Linked DNA regions of Homo sapiens: region 1 is linked to region 2. The links are chromatin loops, found by intact Hi-C in ENCODE. Cell type or tissue: B cell. All regions are shown on one strand. Links, peaks and the distances in the headings refer to the core of each region. The heading gives the core; the rest is flanking DNA.

What was found. A loop is a pair of places that touch in the nucleus more often than their neighbours do. Peaks named below come from ENCODE experiments on the same cell type or tissue, not always from the same donor. Only the 100,000 strongest peaks of a DNase experiment are listed, where the experiment ranks them.
Region 1: a loop joins it to region 2, with 21 times the contacts of the local background. A loop is called at or near these places in 2 of 110 quality-filtered maps.

The regions. Positions count from the first base shown.
Region 1 is chr12:46,335,461-46,351,198 of GRCh38, forward strand. No RefSeq gene overlaps it. Among named protein-coding and RNA genes, the nearest start is that of SLC38A2, 29 kb to the right of the region's middle. In B cell, for the core only: a CTCF peak has its summit at 7,237 (motif pointing right); a DNase peak (open chromatin) is centred at 7,241.
Region 2 is chr12:47,402,141-47,417,878 of GRCh38, forward strand. It overlaps LINC02156 (long intergenic non-protein coding RNA 2156), which reads left to right and starts at 12,868. Exons shown (of 2, transcript NR_149087.1): 1 at 12,868-13,092. In B cell, for the core only: CTCF peaks have their summits at 6,333 and 6,533; a DNase peak (open chromatin) is centred at 6,311; H3K27ac peaks cover 438 bases.

The DNA.
Region 1 (15,738 bases), core at 4,600-9,599, 1.1 Mb before region 2:
GATAATATTTCATTGTAGTTTTGACTTGCATTTCTTTGATAATGAATGATGTTGAGCGCCTTTTATATGTGTTTACCATTTATGTATCTTCTTTTGAAAAATGTCTATTCAGGGCCGGGTGCAGTGGCTCATGCCTGTATTCCCAGCACTTTGGGAGGCTGAGACGGATGGATCACCTGAGGTCAGGAGTTCGAGACCAGTCTGGCCAACATGGTGAAACCCTGTATCTACTAAAAATACAAAAATTTAGCTGGATGTGGTGGTGCATGCCTGTAATCCCAGCTGCTTGGGAGGCTGACACTGGAGAATTGCTTGAACCTGGGAGGCAGAGGTTGTAGTCAGCTGAGATCACGCCATTGTACTCCAGCCTGGGCAACAAGAGCAAAACTCTGTCTCCAAGAAAAGAAAAAAGTCTATTCAGATATTTTGCCCATTTTAAAATAAGATTATTAAATGTTTCCATTTTCCTACAGAATTGTTTGAATTCCTCATATATTCTGGTTATTAATCCCTTGTCAGATGAATAGCTTGCAAATATTTTCTCCCATTCTGTGGGCTGTCTCTTCACTTTGTGGATTGCTTCCTTTGCTGTGCCGAAGCTTTTCAGCTTGGCGTGATCCTATTTGTCCATTTTTGCTTGGCTGTGGGGTATCACTCAAGAAATCTTTACCCACTGTTAATGTCCTGGAGAGTTTCTCCAATGTTTTCTTTTAGTAGTTTAATAGTTTGAGGTCTTGGATTTAAGTCTTTAATCCATTTTGATTTGATTTTTGTATATAGCAAGAGATAGGAATTGTTTCATTCTTCTGCATATGAATATCCAGTTTTCCCAACACCATTTATTGAAAAGACTGTCTTTCCCCCAGTGTATGTTCTCAGCACCTTTGTTGAAAATGAGTTCATTGTAGATGTATGGATTTGTTTCTGGATTCTGGATTCTGTTCCATTGCTCTATGTATCTGTTTTTATGCCAGTTTCATGCTGTTTGGGTAACTATAGCTCTGTAGTACAATTTGAAGTCAGGTAATGTGATTCCTCCAGTTTTATTCTTTTTGCTCACAATAACTTTGGTTTTCTGCTCTTTTGTGATTCCGTGTATCTATTAGGACTATTTTTTCTATTTCTGTGAACAATGTCATTGGTAGGTTGATTAAGATTGCATTGAATCTGTAAATTGCTTTGGGTAGTATGAACATTTTAACAATATTGATTCTTCCAATCCATGAGCATGAAGTATTTTTTAAATTTTTTTTGTATCCTCTTCAATGATTTCACCATTGTTTTATAGTTTTCCTTGTAGAGATCTTTCACTTCTTTCCGTAATTCCTAGGTATTCCATTTTATTTGTAGCTATTATAAATGTGATAACTTTCTTAATTTCTTTGTCAGATTGCTCTCTATTGGCATATAGAAACGCTACTGATTTTCATATGTTAATTTTGTATCCTGCAATTTCAGTGAATTTCTTTGTCAGTTCTAATCGTTTTTTTGGTGGAGTTTTTATGCTTTTCCAAATATAAAATCATATCATCTGCAAACAAGGATAATTTGATTTCTTCCTTTCCAATTTAGATGCCCTTTCTTTCTCTTGTCTAATGGCTCCAGCTAGGACTTCCAGTACTATGTTGAACAACAGTAGTGAAGATGGCCATTCTTGTCATGATCCAGATCCTAGAGGAAAGTCTTTCAGTTTTTCCAATTCAGTATGATACTACCTGTAGGTGTGTGGTATATGGCTTTTATTATGTTGAAGTATGTTCCTTTTATACCCAGTTTTTTAAAGGGTTTTTACATGAAGGGATATTCAACTTCATCAAATGCTTTTTTGGCATCAGTTGAAATGATCATACGGTTTTTGTTATTCATTCTGTTGACAGGATGTATCATATTGATTGATTTGGATATGTTGAACCATTCTTGTAACTATGGAATAAATCTCACTTAGTCATGATGAATAATCTTTTTAAGTATTGTTGAATTCTGTTTGCTAGTATTTTGTTGAGGATTTATGCATCAATATTCATCAGAGATATTGGCTTGTAGTTTTCTTTTTTTGATATATCTTGGTCTGGTTTTGGTATCAGGGTAATACTGGCCTCATAGAATAAGTTTGGCTATATTACCTCCCCCACCATTTTTTAGAATAGTTTTAGTAGGATTAGTATTAGTTTTTCTTTAAATGTTTGATAAAATTCAGCAGTGGAGCCATTGGGTCCCGGGCTTTGCTTTGCTGGGACACTTTTTACTGCAACTTTCATCTTGTTACTTGTTATTGATCTGTTTGGGTTTTTGATTTCTTTGTGGCTCAATCTTGCTTAAAAATTTATCTATTTCTGGCCAGGCGTGGTGACTCACTCCTGTAATCCCAGCACTTTGGGAGGCCGAGGCAGGCATATCATCTGAGGTCAGGAGTTTGAGACCAGCCTGGCTGACATGATGAAACCCCATCTCTACTAAAAATACAAAAAAAAATTAGCCAGGCGTGGTGGTGGTTGCCTGTAATCCCAGCTACTCCAGAGGCTGAAGCAGGAGAATCGCTTGAACCCAGGAGGTGGAGGTTGCAGTGAGCCAAGATCACGCCACTGCACTCTAGCCTGGGCGACAAGAGCAAGACTCCATTAAAAAAAAAAATCATTTCTTCTAGGTTTTCCATCTTATTGGCATATAATTGCTCATAGTAGCCTCTAATGATCCTTTGAATTTCTGCAATATCAGTTGTAATGTTTCCTTTTTCATCGCTGATTTTATTTATTTGGGTCTTCTCTCTCTTTTTCTTAGTCTGGCCAAAGTTTGTCAGTTCTGTTTATGTCTTCAAAAAAAAAAACTTTTTGTTTTATTGATCTTTTGTATCATTCTTTTCAAATTAGTTATTTCTGCTCTGATTTTTATTATTTCTTTTCTGCTACCAACTTTGGATTTGATTTGCTCTTGCTCTTCTAGTTCTTTTTTTTTTTTTTTTTTTTTTCTGAGACTGAGTCTTGCTCTGAGGCCCAGGCTGGAGTGCAGTGGTGCAATTTCGGCTCACTGCAACCTCTGCCTCCCGAGTTCAAGAGATTCTCGTTCCTCAGCCTCCTGAGTAGCTAGGATTACAGGTGTGCACCACCACACCTGGCTAATTTTTTTGTATTTTTAGTAGAGACAGGGTTTCACCATGTTGGCCAGGGCTGGTCTTGAACTCCTGACCTCATGTTAACCACCCACCTTGGCCTCCCAAAGTGCTGGGAGTACAGGCATGAGCCACCACTCCAGGTCCACTCTTCTAGTTATTTAAAATGGATCGTTAGTTTATTTATTTCCAGTTTTTTTCTTCTTTTTTGATGTAGGCACTTATAGTTAAAAACTTCCCTCTTAGTACTAATTTTGCTGTATTCCACAGATTTTGGTATGTTGTGTTTCCAGTGTCATTTGTTTCAAGAAATATTAATTTTTAAAATTAATTTCTTCATTGACCCACTGTTCATTCAAGAGTATATTGTTTAATTTCCATGTGTTTGTATAGTTTCCAAAATTCCTCTTGTTATTGAGTCTTAGTTTTATTCCACTGTGGTTAGAGAAGATATTTGATATTATTTCAATTTTTTGAACTTTTTAAGAATCTTCTGTGACCAAACATATGGTGTATCATTTAGAATGATCCATATGCTGAGGAGAAGAATGTGTATTCTGCAGCTATTGGATGAAATGTCTGTGAATATGGATTAGGTCCATTTGGTGTATAGTTCAGATTAAGTCTGATGTTTCTTTATTAATTTCCTGTCTGTAAGATCTGTCCAGTGCTGAAAGGGGGTTATTGATGTCTCCAGCTATTCCTGTATTGGGGTCTATCTCTCTCTAATAATATTTGGTTCATATATCTGAGTGCTCCAGTATTGGGTGTATATGTATTTACAGTTGTACACCCTCTTGCTGAATTGACCCCTTTGTCATTGTATAATGATCATCTTTGTCTGTTTTTATAGTTTTTGTCTTAAAATCTGTTTTGTTTTATGTAAGTATAGCTACTTCTGTATTTTTTTGGTTTCCATTTGCATGGAATATCTTTTTCCATCCCTTTATTTTCATGTGTGTCTTTTGTGTATTTTATTTTTATTTTTTTATTTGTTATTTCCATAGGTTTTGGGGGGAATGAGTGGTATTTGGTTATATGAATAAATTCTTCAGTGGTGATTTGTGAGATTTTGGTGCACCCATCACTCGAGCAGTATACCGTGAACCCAATTTGTAGTCTTTTGTCTCTCACCCCCTTCCCCCCTTCCCCTAACCAGTCCCCAAAGTCCATTGTATCATTCTTATGCCTTTGCATCATCATATATTGGCTCCCACATGTGAAGTGAGAACATACGATGTTTGTTTTTCCATTTCTGAGTTGCTTCACTTAGAATAATAGTCTCCATTCCCATCCAGGTTACTGCAAATGCCATTGATTCATTCCCTTTTATGGCTGAGTAGTATTCCATTATATATATATATATGGTGTGTATGCATATATACATATATATATGGTGTGTATATATCTATACCATAGTTTAGTTATTCACTCATTGATTGATGGGCATTTGCACTGGTTCCATATTTTTGCAGTTGTGAACTGTGCTGCTATAAACATGTGTGTGCAAGTATCTTTTTCGTATAATGACTTCTTTTCCTCTGGGTAGAATACCCAATAATGGGATTACTGGATCAAATGGTAATTCTGTTTTTAGTTCTTTAAGGAATCTCCACACTCTTTCCCATAGTTGTTGTACTAGTTTACATTTCCACCAGCAGTGTAGAAATGTTCCCTTTTCACCACATCCATTCCAACATCTATTATTTTTTGATTTTTTGATTATTGCTATTCTTGTGGGATTAAGGTGGTATCACTTTGTGATTTTGATTTGCATTTCCTTAATCATTAGTGATGTGGAGCATTTTTTCATATGTTTGTTGGCCATTTGTATATCTTCTTTTGAGAATTGTTTATTCGCGTCTTAGCCCACTTTTTGATGGGATTTTGTTTTTTTCTTACTGATTTGTTTGACTTCCTTGTAGATTCTGGATATTAGTCTTTTGTCAGATGTATAGATTGTGAAGATTTCCTCCCGCTCTGTGAGTTGTCTGTTTACTCTGCTGACTGTTCCTTTTGCTGTGCAAAAGCTCTTTAGTTTAATTAAGTCCCACCTATTTATCTTTGCTTTTGTTTTGTTTTGTTCTGTTTTGTTTGCATTTGTTTTTTTGGTCATGAAATCTTTGCCTAAGCCAATGTCTAGAAGGGTTTTTCCAATGTTATCTTCAATAATTTTTATAGTCTCAGGTCTTAGATTTAAGTCCTTGATCCATCTTGAGTTGATTTTTGTTTAAGGTGAGAGATGAGGATCCAGTTTTATTCTCCTACGTGTGGCTTGCCAATTATCCCAGCATCATGTGTTGAATAGGGTGTCCTTTCCCCACTTTACATTTTTGTTTGCTTTGTCAAGGATCAGTTGGCTGTAAGTATTTGGCTTTATTTCTGGGTTCTCTATTCTGTTCCATTGGTCTAGGTGCTTATTTTTATACCAGTACCATACTGTTTTGGTGACTGTGGTCTTATAGTATAGTTTGAAATCTGGTAATGTGATGCCTCCAGATTTCCTCTTTTTGCTTAATCTTGCTTTGGCTATGTGGGCTGTTTTTTGGTTTCATATGGATTTTAGAATTGTTTTTTCTAGTTCTGTGAAGAATGATGGTTGTATTTTGATGGGAATTGCATTGAATTTGTAGATTGTTTTTTTATTTTTGTGCATCTCTTGTATGTTTTTATATTTGAGATTACCATGAGGCTTACAAATAATATATATAACCCATTATTTTAAACCGATGAAAACTTAACATTGATTGCATAAACAAAGAAACTAACAAGCAAGCAAAAGGAAAACTAATAAAAACTCTCTCCTTCAACTTTGTCTTACCACCTTTTAACTCTTTGTCTTTTCTATTTATATCTTACTGTACTAGGTCTTAAAAAGTTATAGTTATTATTGTGATCAGTTCTTCTTTTTGTCTTTCTACTTAAGATATGAGTAGTTTATATACTACAATTACAGTGTTTTAGTAGTCTGTGTTTTTCTCTATACTTACTATTACCAGTGAGTTTTGTATCTTCAGATGATTTCTTACTGGTCATTAATGTCCTTTTCTTTCAGATTGAAGTACTTGCTTTAGCATTTCTTGTAGGACAGGTCTGGTGTTGATAAAATCTCTCAGCTTTTGTTTGGGAAAGGCTTTATTTCTCTTTCTTGTTTGAAGGATGTTTTTGCTGGCTATTCTTTTGTAGGATAAAAGTTTTTTCCTCCTTCAGTACTTTCAATATGTCCTGCCACTCTCTCCTGGCCTGTAAGTGTTCTACTGAAAAGTCTGCTGCCAGATGTATTGGAGCTCCATTGCATGCTATATATTTCCTTTCTGTTGATGCTTTTAGGATCCTTTCTTTGTCCGTGACTTTTGGGAGTTGAATTATTAAATGCGTTGACGTAGTTTTCCTTGGGTTAAAGATCCTTGGTGTTCTATAACCTTCTTGTACTCGGATATTGATATCTTTCTCTAGGCTTGGGAATACCTCTGTTCTTTTCCCTTTGAATAAATTTTCTGCCTTTATCTATCAACCTCCTCAGTAAGGCCAATAACTATTAGATTTGCCCTTTTGAGGCTAGTTTCTAGATCTTGTAAATGTGCTTTATTCTTTTTTCTTTTTTCTCTTCTGACTTTGTATTTTCAAATAGGCTGTCTTCAAGCTAACTAATTCTTTCTTCTGCTTGATCAATCCTGCAATTAAGAGACTCTGGTGTATTCTTGAGTATGTCAGTTGCATTTTTCAACTCCAGAGTTTCTTCTTGATTTTAAAAACTTATTCTATTTCTTTATTAAATTTATTTGATAAGATTATGAATTCCTTCTCTGCATTATCTTGAATTTCTTTGAGTGTCCTCAAAGTAGCTACTATGAATTCTCTGTCTGAAAGGTCATGTATATCTGTCTCTCTGGTATTGCCCCTGGGTGCCTTATTTAGTTTGCTTGGTGAGGTCATGTTTTTCGGGATGGTCTTGGTGCTTATGGATGTTTGTCAGTGTCTGGGCATTGAAGAGTTGTGTATTTATTGTAGTCTTTTCATTCTGGACTTGTCTGTACCCGTCCTTCTTGGGAAGGCTTTCCAGATATTTGAAGCGAATTGGGCACTGTGATCTAAGTTTTTGGTCACTGCAGCCATATCTGCATTAGGGGGCACTCCAAGCCCAGTAATGCTATAATTCTTGTAGCCTAGTAGAGGTACTGCGTAGTGGTCTTGGATAAGATCTGCAATGATTATCTGGATTACCAGGCAGAGACTCTTGTTCTCTTCCCTTGCTTTCTCCCAGAGTCTCCCTCTGTCTATGCTGAGCTGCCTGGAACTAGGAGTGGTTGTAGTAACACAAGCACCCCTGTGGCCTCTACTACTGGGACTGTGCTGAGTCAGAACTGAAGCCAGCACAGTGCTGGATCTTGCCCAAGGCCCACTGTAATCACAACCTGACTACCACCTATATTTGCTCAAGGCCCCAAGGCTCTACAATCAGTAGGTGGTGAAGCCAACAAGTCTTATGTCCTTCTCTGCAGTGCAGCAAGTTCCCCCTGGGCCCTGGGTGGGTCCAGAGATGTTGTCCAGGAGCCAGAACCTACAGTCAAAAACCTTAGAAATCTACCTGATGCTCTATTCTACTGTGGCTAAGCTGGCACTGAAACTACAAGACAAGGTCCCTTCCACTCTTTTCTCCCCTTTCCCCAAGCAGAGGAGTCTCTCCCTGTGTCCACCAGCACCACCACAAGCCCAAGGGAGTACTGCCATGGTGCCACCAATGTTTACTTAAGGCCCATGTGGTCTTTAGTCCGCTCTTATAATAAATGCTGCCAGGCCTGTGACTCACCCTTCAGGGCAGTAGTCTCCCCTCTGGCACAGTGTAGGTCCAAAAATGTGATTCAAGAGCCAACACCTGAAACTGGGGACCCCAGCACCCCAGTTGGTGCTTTTCTCCACTCTGGCCTATCTGGTACCTAAGATGCAAGACAAAGTCCCCTTTATCGTTTCTCTGCTTTTCTCAAACATAAAGTATCTCTTCTTGTAGCCACAACAGCTGTGAGTGTGCTGTATCACACCTGAAGCCAGTACATCTCAGAGTCTCACCCATGGGCCACAGTGAGTACTACCTGGTTACCACTGCTGATTATTCAGAGGCCAATGGCTCACAGTCAGCAGGTGATGAATTCTTCCAGACTCAGTCTTTCCCTTCAAGGCAGCAGGCTCTCTTCCGGCCCAGTGTGTGTCTAGAAATGACATCCAGGAGCTAGGGCTGTAATGGGGCCTCACAACTCTGCCTGGTGCCCTACCCTACTATGGCTGAGTTGGCATCCAAGTTGCAAACATGAAACACAGGCCTTTTCTTTAACTTTACCAACCATCACCAGCATAAAGCAATTAAAATGACCTAAAAAGAAACAAGCAGTAGGTTTCTTGCAGAACAACAAACAACATAAAATTCAGCATTAACCAGAATATCTCTGACAGAATACATTAAAAACTGCCAATAGCAGTTGCCTCTGGAGAACGGAACTAGAGGTTGGGGGATTATGAGTAAAAGGTGGGCTTTTAATTTATACATGAGCTTATATTGCTTTTCTCAAGGAAACAAAATACAATTTTAAAAATTGTTTTAAAAGTATTACTGAAGTTTGTTCTTCTTAAAAGTTGCTTGACCAATCATACTCTGAAACATTTCCTCTGGCTACCTCTTGTAGTATCACTTATAATAAGTATCTCAGCTTCCTGCTGTGTAGCTGGGCCCTCTCCTTCCATCCTACTACTTCTGCCCTCAACTGTCATTTTTTTTTTTTCTTTTTGAGATGGAGTCTCACTCTGTTGCCCAGACTGAAGTGCAGTGGCATGATCTCGGCTCACTGCAGCCTCTGCCTCCCTGGTTCCAGCAAGTCTCCTGCCTCAGCCTCCAGAGTAGCTGAGATTAGAGGCACATGCCACCACACCCGGCTAATTTTTGTATTTTTAGTAGAGATGGGGTTTCACCATGTTGGCCAGGCTGGTTTTGAACTCCTGACCTCAGGTGATCAGCCTGCCTCAGCCTCCCAAAGTGCTGGGATTACAGGCTGGAGCCACTGCTCCTGGCCTCCTCAACTCTTTATTCTCTACAATCCCCACCTCTTTTTTGATTCTTCCTTAATTTTATCCTCTTCTCCAGCTTTCCAAACCATGCCCAATAGGGGGTAAAAAAGGAAGCTTTATCTTTCATGTCCAAAGAGGTCATCCATCTTCTCCATGAATTATGCCATCAAATTTAGGAAGGTTCAGTTAGTTCTTATTTTAAATCATACCTCCTAGGATGTCCATAATTAAAAAAAAAGACAAGTGCTGGCAAGGAGGTGGAAAAATTGGAATCCTTGTGCCTTGCTGGTAGTAATGCAAAATGATGCAGCGGCTATGGAAAATAGTTCAGCAGTTTCTCAAAAGGGTAAACACAGAATTACTATATGACCCGGCAATTCCACTCCTAGGTGTATATCCCAAAAATTGATAGCAGGGACTCAAACGGATATTTGTATACCAATGTTCATAACAGCATTGTTTATAATAAAGTGGAAACAGTTCAGTGTCCATCAACAGACGAATGGACAAATTATAACTTATACATACAACGGAATATTATTCAACCATATAAAGGAATGGAATTTTGAAACATGTTACCACATGGATGGACCTGGAAAACACTGCTTAGTGAAATAAGTCGGACACAGAAGGACAAATATTACATGATCCCATTTATAAAAGGTACCTAGAAGAGACAAATTTATAGAGACAGAAAGCAGAATAGAGGTTATCAGGGCTGAGGGGAAGGGGGTAAGAGGAGTTACTCTTTAATGAGTACAGAGTTTTTGTTGAGGATGATGAAAAACTTTTGAATATGGATAGTGGTGATAGTTACATGACGTTATGAATGTATTTAATGCCACTGAACTATATTTTTAGGAATGATTAGAAAATGATAAATATTATGTGAGATATATTTTACCACAATACTCCCTTCCCCCAAAATACCATGTTTTTTCTAATTGCTATGTATTATTTCCCCTATGCAGAGTTTTATTTTCTTATTTTTTATGCATTTTTTTCTAAATATTGTATGTCATAAATTAAATGGATAATTACATTTAAAATCTTAAAATAGGCCGGGTATGGTGGCTTACACCTGTAATCCCAGCACTCTGAGAGGCCAAGGCGGAAGGGTCACTCCAATCATGATTTCGAGACCAGACTGACCGACATGGCAAAACCCCTCTCTACTAAAAATACAAAAAAAAATTTTTTAAATTATACTTTAAGTTCTAGGGTACATGTACACAACGTGCAGGTTTGTTACATATGTATACATCTGCCATGTTGGTGTGCTGCACCCATTACCTCATCATTTACACTAGGTATATCTCCTAATGCTTTCCCTCCCCCCCTTCCCCACACAACAGGCCCTGGTGTGTGATGTTCCCCTTCCTGTGTCCAAGTGTTGTCATTGTTCATTTCCCACCTATGAGTGAGAACATGTGGTGTTTGGCTTTTTGTCCTTGTGACAGTTTGCTGAGAATGATGGTTTCCAGCTTCATCCATGTCCCTACAAAGGACATGAACTCATCCTTTTTTATGGCTGCCTAGTATTCCATGGTGTATATGTGCCACATTTTCTTAAGCCAGTCTATCATTGTTGGACATTTGGGTTGGTTCCAAGTCTTTGCTATTGTGAATAGTGCTGCAATAAACATATGTGTGCATGTGTCTTTATAGCAGCATGATTTACATTCCTTTGGGTATATACCCAGTAATGGGATGGCTGAGTCAAATGATATTTCTAGTTCTAGATCCTTGAGGAATCTCCACACTGTCTTCCACAATGGTTGAACTAGTTTACAGTCCCACCAACAGTGAGAAAGTGTTCCTATTTCTCCACATCCTCTCCAGCACCTGTTGTTTCCTGACCTTTTAATGGTCACCATTCTAACTGGTGTGAGATGGTATCTCATCGTGGTTTTGATTTGCATTTCTCTGATGGCCAGTGATGATGAGCATTTTTTCATGTGTCTGTTGGCTGCATAAATGTCTTCTTTTGAGAAGTGTCTGTTCATATAATTCACCCACTTTTTGATGGGGTTGTTTGTTTTTTCTTGTAAATTAGTTTGAGTTCTTTGTAGATTCTGGATATTAGCTCTTTGTCAGATGAGTAGATTGCAAAATTTTTCTCCCATTCTGTAGGTTGCCTATTCACTCTGATGGTAGTTTCTTTTGCTGTGCAGAAGCTCTTTAGTTGAATTAGTTCCCATTTGTCAATTTTGTCTTTTGTTGCCATTGCTTTTGTTGTTTTAGACATGAAGTCCTTGTCCATGCCTATGTCCTGAATGGTATTGCCTAGGTTTTCTTCTAGGGATTTTATGGTTTTAGGTCTAACATTTAAGTCTTTAATCCATGTTGAATTAATTTTTGTATAAGGCATAAGGAAGGGATCCAGTTTCAGCTTTCTACATATGGCTAGCCAGTTTTCCCAGCACCATTTATTAAATGGAAATCCTTTCCCCATTTCTTGCTTTTGTCAGGTTTGTCAAAGATCAGATGGTTGTAGATGTGTGGTATTATTTCTGAGGGCTCTATTCTGTTCCATTGGTCTATATCTCTGTTTTGGTACCAGTACCATGTTGTTTTGGTTACTGTAGCCCTGTAGCATAGTTTGAAGTCAGATAGCATGATGCATCCAGCTTTGTCCTTTTTGCTTAGGATTGTCTTGGCAATGCAGGCTCTTTTTTGGTTCCATATGAACTTTAAAGTAGTTTTTTCCAATTCTGTGAAAAAAGTCATTGGTAGCTTGTTGGGGATGGCATTGAATTTATAAATTACCTTGGGCAGTATGGCCATTTTCATATTGATTCTTTCTATCCATGAGCATGGAATGTTCTTCCATTTGTTTGTAACCTCTTTTATTTCACTGAGCAGTGGTTGTAGTTCTCCTTGAAGAGGTCCTTCACATCCCTTGTAAGTTGGATTCCTAGGTATTTTATTCTCTTTGAAGCAATTGTGAATGGGAGTTCACTCATGATTTGGCTCTCTGTTTATCTGTTATTGGTATATAAGAATGCTTGTGACTTTTGCACATTGATTTTGTATCCTGAGACTTTGCTGAAGTTGCTTATCAACTTAAGGAGATTTTGGGTTGAGACAATGGGGTTTTCTAAGTATACAATCATGTTGTCTGCAAACAGGGACAGTTTGACTTCCTCTTTTCCTAATTGAATACCATTTATTTCTTTCTCCTGCCTGATTGCCCTGGCCAGAACTTCCAACACTATGTTGAATAGGAGTGGTGAGAGAGGGCATCCCTATCTTGTGCCAGTTTTCAAAGGGAATGCTTCCAGTTTTTGCCCATTCAGTATGATATTGGCTGTGTGTTTGTCATAGATAGCTCTTATTATTTTGAGATATGTCCCATCAATACCTAACTTATTGAGAGATTTTACCATGAAGGGCTGTTGAATTTTGTCAAAGGCCTTTTCTGCATCTATTGAGATAATCATGTGGTTTTTGTCTTTGGTTCTGTTTATCGGCTGGATTACATTTAATGATTTGCATATGTTGAACCAGGCTTGCATCCCAGGGATGAAGCCCACTTGAACATGGTGGATAAGCTTTTTGATATGCTGCTGGATTCGGTTTGCCAGTATTTTTTTGAGGATTTTTACATCGATATTCATCTGGGATATTGGTCTAAAATTCTTTTTTTGTTGTGTCTCTGCCAGGCTTTGGTATCAGGATGATGCTGGCCTCATAAAATGAGTTAGGGAGGATTCCCTCTTTTTCTATTGATTGGAATAGTTTCAGAAGGAATGGTACCAGCTCCTCCTTGTACCTCTGGTTGAATTTGGCTGTGAATCCATCTGGTCCTGGCCTTTTTTTGGTTGGTAGGCTATTAATTATTGCCTCAATTTCAGAGCCTGTTATTGGTCTATTCAGGGATTCAACTTCTTCCTGGTTTAGTCTTTGGAGGGTGCATGTGTTGAGGAATTTATCCATTTCTTCTAGATTTTCTAGTTTATTTGCATAGAGGTGTTTATAGTATTCTCTGATGGTAATTTGTATTTCTGTGGGATCGGTGGTGATATCCCCTTTATCATTTTTTATTGCATCTATTTGATTCTTCTCTCTTTTCTTCTTTATTAGTCTTGCTAATGGTCTATCAATCTTGTTGATCTTTTCAAAAAACCAGCTCCTGGATTCTTTGATTTTTTGAAGGGTTTTTTGTGTCTCTATCTCTTTCAGTTCTTCTCTGATCTTAGTTATTTCTTGCCTGCTTCCCCTATGCAGAGTTTTAAATTTAGGTCTAGGAAAGTAATATTCTCAAGGCCGCACATCTAGGAATGCATTGCAATTTAAATCCAGGTGTGGATTCAAGCCTACTCTCTGAATCCTATACTACACTAAATCATTATTCCATCATTTACTGTACTGCTTTATGATAGCACTTCTAAATTTAAGTTATAGTTAACTATTTTTCCCCTACCTTGATTGTGAACTTCTTAAAGGACAAAAAAAGCCTTCTCTATTTTTGGGTGCTTAATGTTTATCTCAGGGTCTGACACGTACAGCCATCTGAAAGTATTGCTAAGGGTTGGGGTAAGACTCAGCTGAAGGCTTGGTCTGAAATGGGGCTGTAATGGTTTCCATCTAGTAACTCAGCAAACATTCATGTGGCCGCTATTCCTGGCACTGTTAGGTGCTGGGGTACAGGAAAAAAGAGCACACAGTCTCTGACCTAGCTTCAGTCTAGTGGGTTAGGTGGACAGGGATAGTCTCCCACTAGCTTTAGTCTAGTGGGTCGGGTGGACAGGAAGACAAAGTCAAACATGTGCTTGGCTAGAGCACAGGAAACCCTGGGAGCCCACGAGGAAAAACACAGGCAGGATGTTAGGGGAGGCTTTTTGCAGGAGGTGGTGCTTGATTTGTGTGTTGATTAAAAATGGGTATTACCCAGCAGAAGAGCAGGAAACAGCATTCCAGGCAGAAGACAAAGCATGTACAAAGGCATATACAAAGGCATGGAGGTGTAAGAGGATGGTGTGTCCAGAGATCTGCAAACAATTCTTTGTGATTGGGACATGAAGTAAGAGGTGATAAAATGCTATGATGCAGAGCTGGGGAGGAGGGAAGAGTCCTGGTCATGAGTGCTGTGAAGATTTGAAAGTTTATACTGAGAGATACAGGAAGCCACTTTAAGATTTTAATAGAACTGACATGATCACATGTGTTCCATGGAAAAAATCAGCCTGACTGCCATAAGGGAAATGAATTGGAAGGGGGCAAGGCTGGAAGTCAAGAGTAGATTGTAGAAATGCCAGTGGCCTGAAACTAACTGAACAGGGTTGCAAGCCAAGGGCTACAGGAAGGGTCCTGTCTACAGATGCCAGAAATGGAAACAGCCTCAGAGGTCAAAGACAAGGTCTAGGAGTAAGGCTGACTAGGAAGGCAGAAGTGGATGCCAGTATGGAGTATGGATTTCAAGATTAGGTCCTTGGAGGGGCTGCAGAGCCTTTAGCATCTTAGAGGAAACCTCAAAGCAGTAAGGCATATCTCCTCGTCACAATGGACAGGACTAGAAGGAGCCAGCTATTTGGGTCTGTGATCTTTTCTTTCTTTCTTTCTTTCTTTTTTTGAGGTGGAATCTTGCTCTGTCGCCCAGGCTGGAGTGCAGTGGTACGATCTCGGCTCACTGCAACCTCCGCCTCTCCAGGTTTAAGCAATTCTCTGCCTCAGCCTCTGGAGTAGCTGGGATTATGGGCACGTGCCACCATGCCTGGCTAATGTTTTGTATTTTTAGTAGAGACGGGTTTTCACCATCTTGGCCAGGCTGGTCTTGAACTCCTGACCTTGTGATCCACCTGCCTCGGCCTCCCAAAGTGCTGGGATTACAGGCGTGAGCCACCATGCCCGGCCGGGTCTGTGATCTTTTCTAATATATTTCTCTGTCCCTAGACTTCTGAACCTATTCTTTATCTATTGTAATCTTTTTCTTCTCTCATTGAACTACTTTGAGATTTTGAGTGATCATTGATTCAATAATTATTCAGCATGCTAGATGAACCTGTCACTTTGATAAAACCTTTGGGACTCAGGCCAATAATTAGTATTGGGATTGGAAATCACCTATCTGACTCATAGCCCACATTGGGGAAGCTGATGGGTTCAGGGCACTGTGGAATTATGTAGGCACCTCATTATATCAAGCAAGCTAGAGAAAGGGTCAATAGAGGAAACCAAAATTTATTAATACATATCAGGTCAAACCATATAAAATTTCATTTGATAGGTCAAAAAATGACAGAAAATTGGAAATTTCTTATGATTCAGGCTGAATAAAAGTCACTTTTTTGTGGACTTCAAAAATACATAATTGGAGTAATCAGTCTGCTTCACAGCACTCTCATGATTGGTCCACATGGGTCCTCTTTTGTGTGTCTATTTTTCTCCATCTTTCCCCTAGGAACACCAACAAACTACAACATTGACAGTAACTTGCATCTGCCTACGTGCTCTCCCACCATACCCTTTCTCTCCCTCTCCAAACTAACCACTATCTTGAATGCTGTGTACATCATTCCTTTGCTTTTTTCTGTAATTGTTGTATCAAATATATAAGTATACTAATAAAGATA
Region 2 (15,738 bases), core at 4,353-9,352:
ATTGGGTACTCAGGGACGTAAATATGACAGCAATAGATACTGGGGACTACTAGAGTGAGGAGGAAGGGAGTGGGGCAAGGATTCAATAACTATTGGTACTATGCTCAGTACCTGTGTGACAGGATCAATCATACCCCAAACCTTAGCATTGTGCAATATACCCATGTAACAAATCTGCACATTTCCCCCTTGAATCTAAAATAAAAGTTGAAATTAATAAAAAAAAATGAAACCAGGTTTGCTGGCCCTGATGCTAGCAGGCACACTAAGCAGTTGACTTCAGGGTACAACTTGAAAAGGACAGAAGCAGTTGACTTCAGGGTACAATTAGAAAAGGCCCAATTTAAAGTGTCCACTACCATCCTGTCTCAGATATGGAAATCCCACCATGAGTTTTGTCAGACTCAGTCTTGGTCCTTGCCCACACAGCATCCCTCAAATCCCCAATCAGTACCCATCAGATCTCCATTCCTGGCAAATGTGGGACCTACCACCTGTCCCTGGAACCCACTGAGACCTGAGGCTGAGGCTGTGCTAGATCACCCAACCAGCAGCCTAGTGACACTTAGAACATCTACAGAGCAGAGAAATAAAGGAGGGAAAGAATTTATGCTTGATTCATTTGGAGCATTACTGTCAGGCATGGTTCTAGTTGCTAGAGACACAGCAGAGAATTTATACCCTTAGATTTTAATAAGGGAAGACAGACAATAAACAAAATTTAAAACACCTTATATGGTATGTAAGAAGGTGATAACACATAACAGGGAAGGAGATAAAGAACGTGGGTTAAGGGGAAGTTAGAACTTTCCCGATATATATTTTTTAAAGCTCTGATGAGGTCATCATGAGAACAAATAAGATTTTTGTTGGTCTTTCATACAGTTATTATAGAGCTTCATGTTGTTTATATTTTGAATTACACATGGCAGGTGTGGGAGAAATGTGGGCATTTAGAACTCCTAATTTTGTCCAGAACCCAGGCAGAGCATGAAGTGCACCAGCCTCAGTCTGGGCCCAGTGTGATTACTAATATAAGACTCAACCTTTGCATCCTGATTCTAATCATTGCCACCTGCCATCTCCATGCCCAGACACACCCCTCTACCTAGGCCCAGGGCTGATGAGGATTCATGGATGCCCTGATTCTAGAAGCCTGTTCTGATGACCTCTCTGAGTTCAGTGCTCCCTGAGGTTCCAATTCTTATAGCTGGGTTTCTGTCTTGGTAACTCTTCTTCAGCTCAGAGTCTGGTCTTCTCTTTAAAGGAAACCTGAGGCCAGAGCTGTGCCTTGTTTTTGACAGTATCCATCCCTGAGGACTAGACAATCCTCCTGAGTCCAGTCCAGAGTGGGGCACCTTGTGATACACAGTTGGACCCCTAGCTTGCCTGCCTGCTATTTCAGAGACATCCACTGACCACAGTCGATAGGACAAGCCATCTATCCCATGGCCCTCCAACTTCAAGTCTGGCTCAGAACTTGACATACCCTGAGAAACTGACCTTGTTCCTCAAAGTGCTTTGAAGCTAGCCTAGACCCCTGGCTTCTTCATGCCTATGAGAAAGTGATATTGTAGGCTCCAGCCCCTCCTCTCTGACACTGCCCAGCAATAACTGGCCCTTTCAAATGCACGTCTATACTATCATCCTTTCCTTCAGAATTCTTCTCTCTCTCTCTTTTCTTCTCTCTCCCCTTTCTTCCTTCCTTCCTTTCTTTCTCTTTCTTTCTTTCTTTTTTTCTTTCTTTTTCTTTCCTTCTTTCTTTTCTTTCTTTCCTTCTTTCACAGCTTTATTAAAGTAATTTCCATTCCATGACTTTATTTTTAGTAAATTTAGAGCTATGTATATATCACCACATGCCAGTGTTCAAACAATTTCATCACCCCAATACACCCCTCATGTCCATTTGTAGTCTAGTGCCATTCTCACCTCCAACCCCAGGCAACCACTGACTTACTTTCTGTCTTTATAGACTTCGCTTTTCTGGACATTTCATGTACATAGAATCATGCAATGTGTGGTATTTTACATCTGATGTCTTTCACTTAACATACTGTTTTGAAGATGTGTCTATGTCATAGCATGTATTGGGAGTTTTTCCTTTTTATTGAATGAACATACCATATTTTATTTATCCATTCACTTGTCGATGGACATTTGGGTAGTTTCTAGTTCTGAATAATACTGCTCCATGAACATTCATGGACAAGTCTTTGCATGGACATGTGTTTTCATTCCTTTTCAGTTTTTTTTTTTAGCACAAATCATATTTAAAGTGGGAACATAATTAATCAATAATGCTTTGACTTAAGTTACTACAGCTTAAGAACTGGAGGACTGTAAGAGAGGAGAAATACAGTGGCCGAAAGGTGGAAAAAGGAACATAGGAGTAAATTCATCTCCTCAAGGGGCAAAGAGAGGAAACAAAGGCAGTCACAGCCCCATCCATGTGTCTCTGCTCCCTGGTTTAGATGGGAGAAAAATAAAGCAGCCTCCAGGGAAATGTAGCTTCATGTAATTATCATGTTTGATGAAAAAAGTCAATCAATTGTTGAGGTGTTTTCAAATATGCAACTGTTCCACATGCATGGATGGAAGGTCCTGGTGCCATCCTTTGCTTCTCACTCTCCTTCACCTCCCCATTCCACTGCCATCACCCAAGTCCAGACCCATCATTCTTTTTTGCATGGACCACTGGCCTCCTTATCTGCTAACTGAATTTCTTCTCTTCTTTCTCCATGCACTTCCAGAGTACTCCTTCTTTAGGATAAATCTGACCATGCCACTCTTCTGATAAAACCGATCGAGGTTCCCCAAGACCCCAGCTTGTGTCATTGGTCTCATTTCTCACCAGCGGCTACTCTGCTCCTATTACCCGCTCCTTCATAGATTACCTTTATTGAGGTAATTCACATTCTATGATTTTTTTTTTTTTTTAGACGGAGTCTCGCCCTGTCGCCCAGGCTGGAGTGCAGTGGCGCCATCTCGGCTCACTGCAAGCTCCGCCTCCCAGGTTCATGCCGTTCTCCTGCCTCAGCCTCCCGAGTAGCTGGGACTACAGGTACCCACCACCACGCCCGGCTAATTTTATATATATATATATATATATATATATATATATATATATATATATATATATATATATATTTTTTTTTTTTTTTTTTTTTTTTTGGATTTTTAGTAGAGACTGGGTTTCAGCGTGTTAGCCAGGATGGTCTCGATTTCCTGACCTTGTGATCCGCACGCCTCGGCCTCCCAACGTGCTGGGATTACAGGCTTGAGCCACCACACCCGGCCACATTCTATGATTTTTTTAGGTAAATGTAGAGTTGTGCTGTTTTTAAGTAAATGTAGAGTTGTGCCCATATCACCACACGCCAGTGTGAGAACATTTTCATCACCCCATTTTCTTTTTTCTTTTTTTTTTTTTTTGAGGCGGAGTCTCGCTCTGTCCCCCAGGCTGGAGTGCAGTGGCGCGATCTCAGCTCAGCTCCGCATCCCGGGTTCACGCCATTCTCCTGCCTCAGCCTCCTGAGTAGCTGGGACTACAGGCGCCCGCCACCATGCCCGGCTAATTTTTTTTTTGGTATTTTTAGTAGAGACGGGGATTCCCCGTGTTAGCCAGGATGGTCTCGATCTCCTGACCTCGTGATCCGCCCTTCTCGGCCTCCCAAAGTGCTGGGATTACAGGTGTGAGCCACCGCGCCTGGCCCATCACCCCAATATTTCCATCACAGTATGTAGACACTCTGTGCCTCAGCCTTTTGGAAACACTTTGTCTCCCAAATATTCTGCTTTTTTCCCTTCCAGGCTTTCGAAACTGCCACTGCCTCTGCCTGATACATTTTCCTCCTTGACCCTCTTAACTCCTGCTCATCCTCATGTCTCACCTTAGACACCTCTTCTTTCTGGAGGCCTCCTCGAGCCCACAAAGAGTAGTAGCAGGGCCTCTCTTGGATGCCTCACAGAGTCATCTCACCTCAGGCATAATATTCATCACACGATGCCCTTCCCTGTTTACATGTCTGTCTTATCCTGTAGACCAGAAGTTTCCCAAAGACCAAATCAATGCCCTCTTCACCAGTGTCTCTGTAGCAGCCAGCACCGGGATCTGTACAGCACATATTTATTAACAACTGCCTCCAAGGCTCAAACCAAATGGCATATTATGTCCATAAGAGCAAGATTTGGAGAGGAAAGCTTGAGACAAAGACTTCAATTTCTTGTGTGTTCTTATTAATCAGATGTTATTTACACACACACACACACACACACCTGTGAAGAATGCAGGCAACTCCAGCATGGTGACTTTTTGGGCCACTGTGGATTGTGTGGGTTCTAGTGCTGGCTCCTCCATGCAAGAGCTGGGACACCCTGTGCAATTCCTTCAGTCTTTCTCCATCTGCCCAAAGAGCTGCCTATCTTGCAGGATTATTGGACAAATCTGGTAGTGAATATAGATTGTGGATCTTAAAAATGACGAACAACTATATAAACATAAGGAATTATCATATACTGCTTCTCCTCTGCTTTTCAAAGAAATCCCCTCGCAATCTTAGAGTTACACAACAATAACCTCATTGCTTAGAAAAAAAATTATAACAATAATTCCTTGCATTAGGATCATAGCAAATGTCTTCAAAGTACTTTCAGGTCCATTATCAAATTAGATCCTCATTAACGGGTAGGAAAAGTAGAAATTATTATCTCTATTTTATAAATAGTGAAACTGAGACCCAGAGAAAATGTGATTTACCCAGGGTCATGTAACTGTGACACAAAGCTTCAGGAAAGAGTCTTCAGGGCTTCAGTTTTCTAGTTGGGCTCCGCTTTTGCCATATTGGACTTCTCCTAAGGATTTCAACTCTGGAATGTTTCATCTTGCATGCCCTCAAATACCCACCCCCCAACACACACACACACACACACACACACACACACACACACACACACAGAGAGAGAGAGAGAGAGAGAGAGAGACATGCCCCAATCTCTAGGCAATCACACAATCTCAAGTTCACAGAAAATTCCATCCAAGAAAATACTTGCATCCAGAGAGAAACACAATACAGACTCCTCCGTGTGCACCCAAGCAGTTGGGCAAAGCATAACACTTAGTTCTATATAAAACTAAACCTCTCATTTCAGGAAGTAATGGAAAAAAAAAATCAACCAAAATTTCTGCATTGAGATAATAAAAATATCTTTTGTTATTCCTTAAAGGCAGATTGTAGATGTACTACATGTTAATTTGCTGTCAATTTATTCATTTTTTAAAATATAATCTCCTCCAGTCAAGGTGGATTTAATTCCATTTTCATCTTGTGTACTTCCTTTCAAGGCTTGGTAATTTCTTTTCTATTTTTATCCATTCCACTTTTGCTTCCTGTCAATTTTTATATCAAAATCTGCTTCAGTTCCATTTGGCAAGGTGCAGTAACAAAAATACTTCTCATGCTTTAATGTTTAAATTTGCCATTGCACTTTAATATGGTTCTCTGTTTGTGCCAATGGCGTAACGTCAGCTCTTTCACTTGGCACAGATCCTGGACTTGCAGAAGGCAGGAGTTCGATTTCTATAATGGTTCTTCATCACTATCTGAAATTATCCTTTTTCCTATTCATTTAGTGTGCATTGCACACCCACTATATGCTAGACACTGTGTGTGTGCAGCAGGAATGCAGCTTACATAGGAGATAAAATAAGACAGCAACTGAAAAAATGCTGGTATATGATGTCAGCACAGGTGTTCTGAGGAAGACCGTGCCCCTGCCATCATGCAGAGGAGGAGGGAAAAGAACTGGGACACATACCAGTCACTAGAGGCCATGAGATTTTTCTCTTATCTGAAAGAAGAATATAAACTCAATGTGTCACAGACTGAGGCCATTCTGCAGCCACTAGGCCATGCGACATTAAGCCATAGGACACAGGTATGATTGGCTAGAAGCCTGGTCCAAGAAAGGGCCCTGTGGGAGTGCAAGGGACACTACTTCACCACTGAGACCACAGCCATGGATACAGACTCATTTTACCAGCATTTTGAACCACCTGTCATGCCACAGGGAGTGTCAAGAGCTCAGGCTCTGGAATGAAACTACTTAGGTTCGACTCCTGGCACTGCTACTCATTACCCATGTGCCCTGTATGTAACTAGTTTCCTCACCTGTAAAGTAGGTCCTTAGGATAAATAATTGAGTTGGTCAATATGAGTAATGGTTAGAACAATCCCTGGCACATAGTGAGCACTCAAGGTATTTGTTATCGTTTCCTGGTTTTGTTTTTTCAGGAAGTGAAACCCACAGGTTCTGTGGCTCTGCAGTGCCCTCTCTAGGATGCTTTTGTGGATGTGCAGTGGCTCAAGGTGCAGCAGGTAGGACAGAGCTGGGCAATTTAGCTGGTGCCAAACACAAGTGCACCATCTTACAGCTGCCCCCCATCCCTATAATTGCCATATCACCCTTCCCAGTCACCAGGGCAGGCCATTTTCTTCTCACATTGGGAAGAGAAGCACAGAGCAGAGTAACTGCCTCATAGAAAACACACATGAGAGAGTCATGCTGTCAGGGTTGAGGTTTTAAAATAACTTGCTCAAAATCATATGTCAGGCAAAAGCCAGAAGAGGAATTTGGACCCAGATCTGTCCAGCCTCAAATGTCTTCCCTCCCCACATTTCATCACAGTTTGAGGTGATATATAGTGTATACATATACACATATATCCTCACACCCCAGGGTGGACTTCAAGTTCACTGTAATCACATTGCACCTGTATGTAATATGGGGGTGGGTGAGGAGTGTGCAGAAAATCATACAGTCTCTTTGGCCCCAGGTACAACTAGAAAAATATTAGCAAATATTTTATTAGTTTCTACTTCGTCACCCTCTCATATACCACACCTGCCTCTCTCAGGCTTATCTGTCTAAATGAACAAGTACATTCATTCATTCCTTCTCTAAATGATTTTTTAGTACCTACAATGTTTTAGACACTTCGGTGTATAGGATAGGCAAAACTGTCACGTTAGGAATTTACATTCTGTTGGTGTCGGGGTGGAAGGGAAAGGCAATAAACAGGTAAACACATTAACAGGTAAGTTAATTCCAGATTATGATGGGTGCTATTAAGAAGATAAAATAGGGCAATGGCATAGAGTCATTCTTCACTCAGCAACCAACGAGCCTCTAAATAGCACTGTACTTGCAACAAGATCCAAACTCCTTTCTGTGTCCTTCCAGGCCCTCCATGATCTGACCTCCCTCCAACTTCATGTCCTGCCATTTTATTTTCCTCCTTCAGTAGTGCCCAGTCATCCCAGCTTTCTTTTTGTTCCTCAAAATATAAAGTTCTGTTTCATCTCCAGGCTTCACACCTGTTGCTCTCCTTTTCTAGAACATTCTCCGCCCCCACACTCTTCCATGCCCCAGCTTTTTGAATGATTGATACATTCTCATTTTTTTCTGCCAAAATACCACCTCTTCAGAGAGTCTACAACCATACCATTCATTCTCTTTCCTTTATTTTGCTGTTCATCTTCTTTATAGCACTTACCATTACCTGGAAGTGTCTGATTTATTTACTTTTTTCTTTGTCTCCCTCTCCTGCTCATGCTTGCAGACTGTAAATCCACGAGCGCAGGAGGTCTGTTCCATTCACAGCTGTTTCCCCAGTGCCTAGAACAATGCCTGGCACATAGCAGGAGTTTGCTCATGAATGAATGAAAGCATATTCATGCACCACAGCCAAGAGACAATTCTGACAATCAGCAAATGGGACAGAGCTTCAAAAGACTGCCCTGCTAACACCAAAAATCTTCTACTTAATAAGCCCAGGAAGCAAAGACTGTGTGAGAATACAAAACACAAATAGCATACTTAGTCTTCAGACTCCAAGGGTTCCAAAATCGGTAATAATTTGGAAAGCAGCTACATAGGGCTTAGAAAGGGATGTTCGTAAACTGCCCTTCCATCCTTGAGACCATCAAAAGAAATGGTATTCTGGACACCCTCCTAACCATTGTTATGGATGTCAAAATAAACACAAAACAAAATATAAAGCCAGGGATTGCTTTTCTAACACAACTTATTTACCTATTTTTTTCTCTTCCCAGAAGAAAGATAAAATGAAACTATATAATTGAACATTCAAGGGAGTCTGTGGATTTGAGAAAAGCCATAGAATTCTAGAGATGAAAGAATTTTTTTTAAATAATATGTGTTTTAGGACCAGAACTCTTTGTTCAAACAAGGTCTTAGGCAGAACATAAGAGAAAACATAGGTAAAAAAAAGATGAAAGCAGAGGTGATCTGGTTAAAGTCAGGGAGCCCCCTCACCCTACCCAGACATTTCCCTGGGTTGCAGGCATAAGGAGCACAGAGTGAGACCTGCAGATGTGGCCTAACCCTGTTATTTCACAGCCCATGAGAAGGAAAATGCCAGCCCACATCACAAGAGCAAATAATGAAATTTCAAAGCTAACACTCAGAGCTGAGCCTGCACATCTTTTCAACTAAATCATAGCAACCTTTCAAAAGAACAGAATAATATACTTAAAGAGAGTTTGCTTGTCTGGGCTCACCAGGCTTCTTCTGAGTACAACTGCATCTTGTAAGAAATGTTTTATCTTCTGTTAGTGATGGCACTGTATTCTTTGTATTCTTTCCAGCATGGCTGGTCCTCTCAGCCAGGCTCATCCTGGACCATACACCCTCTCTGTGCTTTTCTTCTCTAACTACTCACATTTTTCCATGAAGTCTGGGGTTAATGTTAGGCTTCTTTTCTAAATCCGCCTTACTTAAAAAATTGCTATACAAAACCACTCCACGCCAAGTATCTTGCAGGATTCAAATGTTCCCTAAAAGCAGTGAAGAGAGACATGACCCAGAGACTTGTAAAGCTGTGACAAAAGCAGGCAGAGCTCAGCTGAATGCATTTCTTTCTGTATGTTTTGACACCTCACACCTGGCACAGGAGGGAGGCAGTGCAGGAATTAGGGAAAACAAGGTAAGAATTGATGTCACAAGCTCTACCAGCAATTATGGAAGTAGGTTACTCAACATGTTTACTCCTTCATTCATTCATTCAATGCATATTTCCGTGCTGACCAGGTACCATGCTAGGCTCTGAGGATACTAAAATAAGATTGTAACTCACAGCACTTACAGTCTGATAATAAACTAGCAATTACAGAATACAGTGATGCCACTGGAGGATGAGCAGAGAGGGCCATTGTGGTGGACTTTTACCTTGGTGATCCTCAAAACATCTTGCCTTCTATATTCACACTCTTGTATAGGCCCTGCCCACACTGACTTTGGCTAATGAGATAGTAGCAAGCGTGATGCATGCAGAGGATTGAAAAGTGCTCACACATGAAGGCTTTCCCATTATGCAAAGTCCAAGTTAGTTGTACTGAGAAAGTGACATGGAGACAAAGAAAGCAAGGCTGGCAGGGGAGGACGGGGGAGGTGTTCTAGCCTTCCAGCTGTCCTTGCCAAGGTTCCAGACGCATGAATGTAGCCATCTTGAATGCTGTGGCCCCATCCACCACCTAAGTGCAACAGCATGAGCAACCCCCAGCAGGAGAATCACCCAGCTGAGTCCCAACCAACCCAAGACTCAGGAACAAATAAAATAGTGGTTGTTTTAAGCTGCTAAGTTTTGGGGTGGGTTGTCACATAGCAATAAAAACACAGCCATATACATTTTTTAAAAAGACCTTTTATTGAAATTCATGCCAGGTGGGGGTTTTAGATTTTGATGGATTCATTTTTACAATGTGATCTCTTTTTAAAATTATTTTCCAAATGATTATTGATATAGCATAATCTTTAGTTTGTCATATGCATGCATATTTACTCATACAAGGAAGAAAAAATCAGTAGACTGTGGTCAAGAAAAGAAGGCAAAAACCAGAATTTGTAGGAGAAAGAAGACAGAAAAACTGAAAGTAGTCAGGGAGAATGAATTTTGTTTGCACATTTTTCTGGGTAAACTTATTGGTTCATGTCCAGCAAAGAAGTCAGTCTAGACAGTCTGCTGCTAGGAAGGCTAATGAGGGGTTATCAAAGGACAGAATTTAACTGCTTATGGATTCTCCTCAAAACCTTGAGAGCTTCTCAGGGGGCTTACATGCCAGGCTGTCTCTGGGCATTGGCTGACAGTGTCCTGTCATTAAGATCTTATCACAGCCAAGCTGGGATGCACCATTTTCCTCATCACAGTTTTACATGCTGATTTTAATGTATCTAGCCACTTTATTCTGACCTCTTAATTAATGTTTTAGGTTTTCTCATTGTAAAATAAGATAATCTGTAAACAATAATTTAGTCTTTTCCCTTTTGTTAATATTAATATGTAAACTGCTGACAAACCACAACTCATGTAGGATTAGAAACACAAACTAACAAGCACTCAGAGCACACATCCAGTTGGTGTGGCTGACCAAGGATCCTTTCTACTCAGAGGTATTTGATCAGTGTGGCTGAGGCAGCTCTAGTTTGGACCAGAGACCACTGGCAGATGGCTCATTTAGAGTTAATTCTCATTATAAAAATTTTTCTGAAATCATCTGAATCCATGGAAAGATCTATCTTCAAATCTAGACAGTAACAACTCTTGCCTACATATTCAGCAGATGGTTAATTCTTATGACAGTAGCACTCCACAATCACTAAGCTCTATGGGATGCTAAGTTTATTTCCTGTAAAATCAAAGTGAAACAAGCTCTATTTGGCTGAAAATGGTTGTAATAAGATCCAACAAAATAAGGTTGCCTTTGTTTCTTCTGGGGTTTCTTTTTAGAGCTAAATTGGAGAGCTCCATAAACTTTAAGATGTAATGAACTGACTCATTTATTTCACTCTGCTTTCCATCTCTGACAGGTGCATACACACACACGCACACATACACACTCCACCACCACCACCACCACTATTGCCATCCCACTGCCACACCAGCTTCCCTACACTATAGACCACACGGTCCTTGTATGGGAATTAGGTTTACACTATGTAAATGTTCCCAAGGATCTACTATGAAGCTCTGGCAATGCTCTATTTAGCCTAGGAAATTTGCTGCGATGCCAGACTAAGAGATGGAGTTTTCTGTGGAAGATAAAAGCTGCTTCCTTTATTTGAAGAAAATTAAAGTTTATTCCACAGATCAGTGGTTAACTCTCCAGGGCAAGCCCTTTTCTTCCTCCAAACTTCAACACATATTTCTACAAGTCAGGGAAATATGAATCTTCTTCCTTGGACCAGCTAAATGGATATCCTGTGGCAAGTTATTTGGAAACAATAAAACAGGCAATCACCTGCTTAAGTGGCACAATCAGAAAGGCCAAGAGAGACTTCCGACCTTTCCCGAACACCTTAATAATTGAAACTTACATTGATACCATTCTGTTTGCAAAAAGACAGAAATTCCCTATTTTCAAGGTTCTTATGTGGTTCTGAACCATTCCTTTGAGGAACTGGTGTCAACTACTGTCACATTATATTAAAGACCTGACAAAAAAGAGACATGGGATTGATGTTTTTAACTGAGCAGAAGTTGAAAGCTACTGGGGCAGTACCTAGGGGACTTTAGGCACTGAGGGGCTAAAAATTAGATATATTGTGGTGCAGAGAGATGAAGGAAGGAAGGGAATCAAAGAAAGAAGAAGCAATGACAACCAAAGGCAAATTTTGCCTTTTTCTAGCTCCTAATCTTTATTGTAGCAGTTATCTCTTATTAAGCACTATGTACCAGGTGTGCAAAGGTCTTTGCATGTGTTTGCTCATTACACCTTTACATTTCTGTTTACAAGGAGCAGAGGGGTTTAGGGCCCTGGCTCCAGAGGTTTCTCCCTAGTAGGGGATGAGATCATCCCATGCCATGTGAGCTTGTCAGGAACTTGGCATAGACCCTGAGGTTCTACTCAGGGCCTGAGGTTCTCAAGAATGAACATTCCTGGACATTCAGTAAAGAGTTGTTAATATCCCTGCCTGGATCCCTTTCTTTCTATTTTGAGAACATTAAGAGAGGGAAGGCTACTGACACTTGGAATGAATAGTCATGGGAAAGAAAACAGTCTTCAGGAACAATTTCAGGAAGGTGTGAGAAGATGAAGTGAGGACCAGAGAATGTGTTCCTGGGTGGTGGTGACCAAAAACCACCAGGATGGACTTGAGGGTCCCTAGAAATCAACTGGGGAGGGAAATCCTAGGAGAAAGATTGGTCTTCTTGTCAACCTAGAGGGTTTTTTTTTTCCACTTACTATGGTTTCAACACTAAAATAAATATGAACTTATTCCACACCTCAAACTGGTGATTTGAAATATATTTATTGGAAATATTAAAAATCTATATTTTTACTTTAGGGCAGATAATTGTGTTTTACCTCAATGTTCTAGTTTGTATTTAGCTTAAAGGACATCCTTGAAATATCTGTTTTTTATAAGAGCTTCAGAGTTAAAAGGGGAAAGGAAGATTGTTTAGGTTGAGAGGGTTCTGTTTGGGTTTGCTTTGCTGTTGTCGGGGGCGCTGGGGTGATTAGCATCATGCAGGGCATGTGATTCTGACACCCTCTTCTGTGGTGGGGGTGAGAAGGCACCGGTGCCACTAGTCCCTGACCTGTCCCTCAGACAAGTTACAAATGAAGACTGAGGGGGTGGAGTAGCTATGGAAACCAGGAGGGAAGGATTTTTTTTTTTAATGCAAATGAATTAGAACAAAATGACTGGCATCCCTTTTTCTTTTTCCATCTGTGACAAAAGTTCTGTGTCCTGGTTTCTACCTTCACTTGGAGTAAATTATGGGGGAAAGAACATCATGAAGACCTGCTATTGTCAGAGTGTCATTTCCTCTTTCTATCTTTCTGTGGATTAATTTTAAATCCATTTGATAGAATTAATCATATAAGCCAGTCTCATTTCCCTGCAAATGTCTGCCTTCGTGCAGGTGATTCTGTAGAAAGGAGTTTCTCCAATAAAGCAGAGCTTCTCTTTCAACTCCATGGACATCAGAGAGAGTCCCTTTCAAAAAAGGAGGCTCAGGTCTGGAGAGACAAAGGCCTCTACTTTCGAAAAGGCCTCTTGGATCAAGCCCAGGTATGAGTCGTCAGTACCACGTTTGTCTCTGTGTCACAGCATTTGAGATTTTCATGAGGCTACCTGACCTCAATCTGTTTCCTTTTATATATTAACTCTTTAGGTCCCAATGGGACATACCCATTTTATGAGTTACTGACATTTATAACTTACCTCATTTTAGCATAAACTTTCTGCCTTTTGTTCTTTTGTGGACAACATATTAGCTCTTGGATTCTGAGTTTTTAAATGGTATAATTTTTGTTTGGCTCCAGGCAACAGTAGTTCTACTTTGTGTCTGAGCCTCCCGTCATCATCTGTCACTCTGTGCCCACTTGTTCTATTAAAGTATCATCAGGAAGGCACACAATTGATCCAGGGTAAAAAATTCTGCTCCAACAGTGAATGAATCATTCAATGTTGTGTGTCCACTGGGAGAAAAAAAAACTCCACGCAGCATATTCATTTTCACAATTTTTATGTACTACCATGAAGTACATAAAAATTACTGTAGGAATTTTATTTTATTTTATTTATTTTTTTTGAGATGGAGTCTCGCTCTTTAGCCCAGGCCGGACTGCAGTGGCGCTATCTCGGCTCACTGCAAGCTCCGCCTCCCGGGTTCACGCCATTCTCCTGCCTCAGCCTCCTGAGTAGCTGGAACTACAGGCACCCGCCACCGCGCCTGGCTAATTTTTTTTGTATTTTTAGTAGAGACGGGGTTTCACCGTCTTAGCCAAGATGGTCTCGATCTCCTGACCTCGTGATCCGCCCGCCTCGGCCTCCCAAAGTGCTGGGATTACAGGCGTGAGCCACCGAGCCCGGCCTATTGTAGGAATTATTACACTCACTTTGTTTCACTCTGCTCTACCTTCTAAATCTGAACATGTCCTGTTCTATTGATACTTTCTCCTGTCAATAGTCATGCTAGTGATGGAAGAACCTTGGCCAATATGATTAGAGTCTGAAAGATTCTCCTGGGTGATGTAAAACGAGCTCATAGGCAGAGGGGAGAACTTCCTTCTGTAACACACAGGCTGGCTTCTGACTCACCTACAAAAAAAGAAAAAAAGAGAGCTACTTGGTTCCACTGTCTCTTTGGATCTCATGAGTTGAAAGCTGAGGCTGTACTCCCCAACAAACATGAGTATTTCAGTTCTAAGTAGGTGACTGGAGAAAGATGAAATCCACTCAATTTGAAGAACATTTAAAAAATATGTTTTCATGCTTTGGAAAAGTTTCAGTGTGTCAGGTAAAATACTTGAAACTAAAAATTGTTGTAGATTTTGTACTATCGTTGGCCTGGAAGAGCAGTTCACATTTAATTAACGTTCTAAGGTAACACTGTGGCATAGTTATAGGACTGCAAGTAACAATTCACAAAATGAATTAATCATTGGATCCTGCTATGTTCTGAATGTTTGTGCTCCACAAAACTCATGTGTTGAAATCCGATGCCCCAAGGTGATGGTATTAGGAGGCGGGGCCTTTTAGAGGCAACCAGATCATGAGGGCAGAGCTAATGGCACTAATGGGATGAGTGTCCTTATAAAAGAGACCCCAGGCTGGGCACGGTGGCTCATGCCTGTAATCCCAGCACTTTGGGAGGCCAAGGCAGGTGGATCACGAGGTCAGGAGTTCGAGACCAGGGTGGCCAACATAGTGAAACCCTGTCTCTACTAAAAATACAAAAAATTAGCCGGACGTGGTGGTGTGCACTTGTAATCCCAGCTACTGGGGAAGCTGAGGCAGGAGAATTGCTTGAACCTGGGCGGCGGAGGTTGCAGTGAGCCAAGATCATGCCATTGCACTCCCGCCAGGTCGACAGTGCGAGACTCCGTCTCAAAAAAAAATTAATAAATAAAAATAAAAAAATAAAAAGAGACCCCAGAGAGACCCTCGCCCCCTCTACCACGGGAGGACACAGCAAGAAGATGCCATCTATACGCCAGAAAGTGGTCTCTCTCCAGACAGCAAATCTGTCTTGATCTTAGACTTGCCAGCCTTCAGAAATGTGAGAAAGAAATCTCTGTTGTTTATGAGCCACCCACTCAGTTTATAGATTTTGTTATGCAGTGTGAACAGGTTAAGACAGATCCCTCAATCTTTTATTCAAGAGCAACAGGGACAGTGGCCATGACTACAGATGGGAGTCAAATATATCTGGGCTTTATGCAAGCTTAAACATGCACTAGATAATTGACACTGGACGAGTTACCCCACTGTTCTTGTTCTCAACTTTATAATCCTGGGAACGAAGATGGTAATAATATCTATTTCGCTGGGGTATCATATACAATAGTGCCCGGTACACTGGGGTGTTACATAAATCAGTGCTCAACAGTGGCTGTTATTTTGCTCTAGGATATTACTGAAGCATATAAAGCCTTATCTTTCCGACAGACTCCAGGCAGTCAAATGCCCTCTGCAATGTTTCCTCAAATTCCTAGAGGATGTAATTTTCATGCCCCTGGTTTAGACAGAGGCTATCTTTCTTACACTCCTTAGAAGATAATATATTTCAAAATAAAGAAAGGTCTGAAAGATCTCATTGCTACTAAATACAGAATACTGCATTATCCATAATATTGAACTTAAATTTGCCTTTGTGCTTTTAAAATCTACTTTTAAAATTCTTATACTATATCCAATTGTTGACATTTCCAG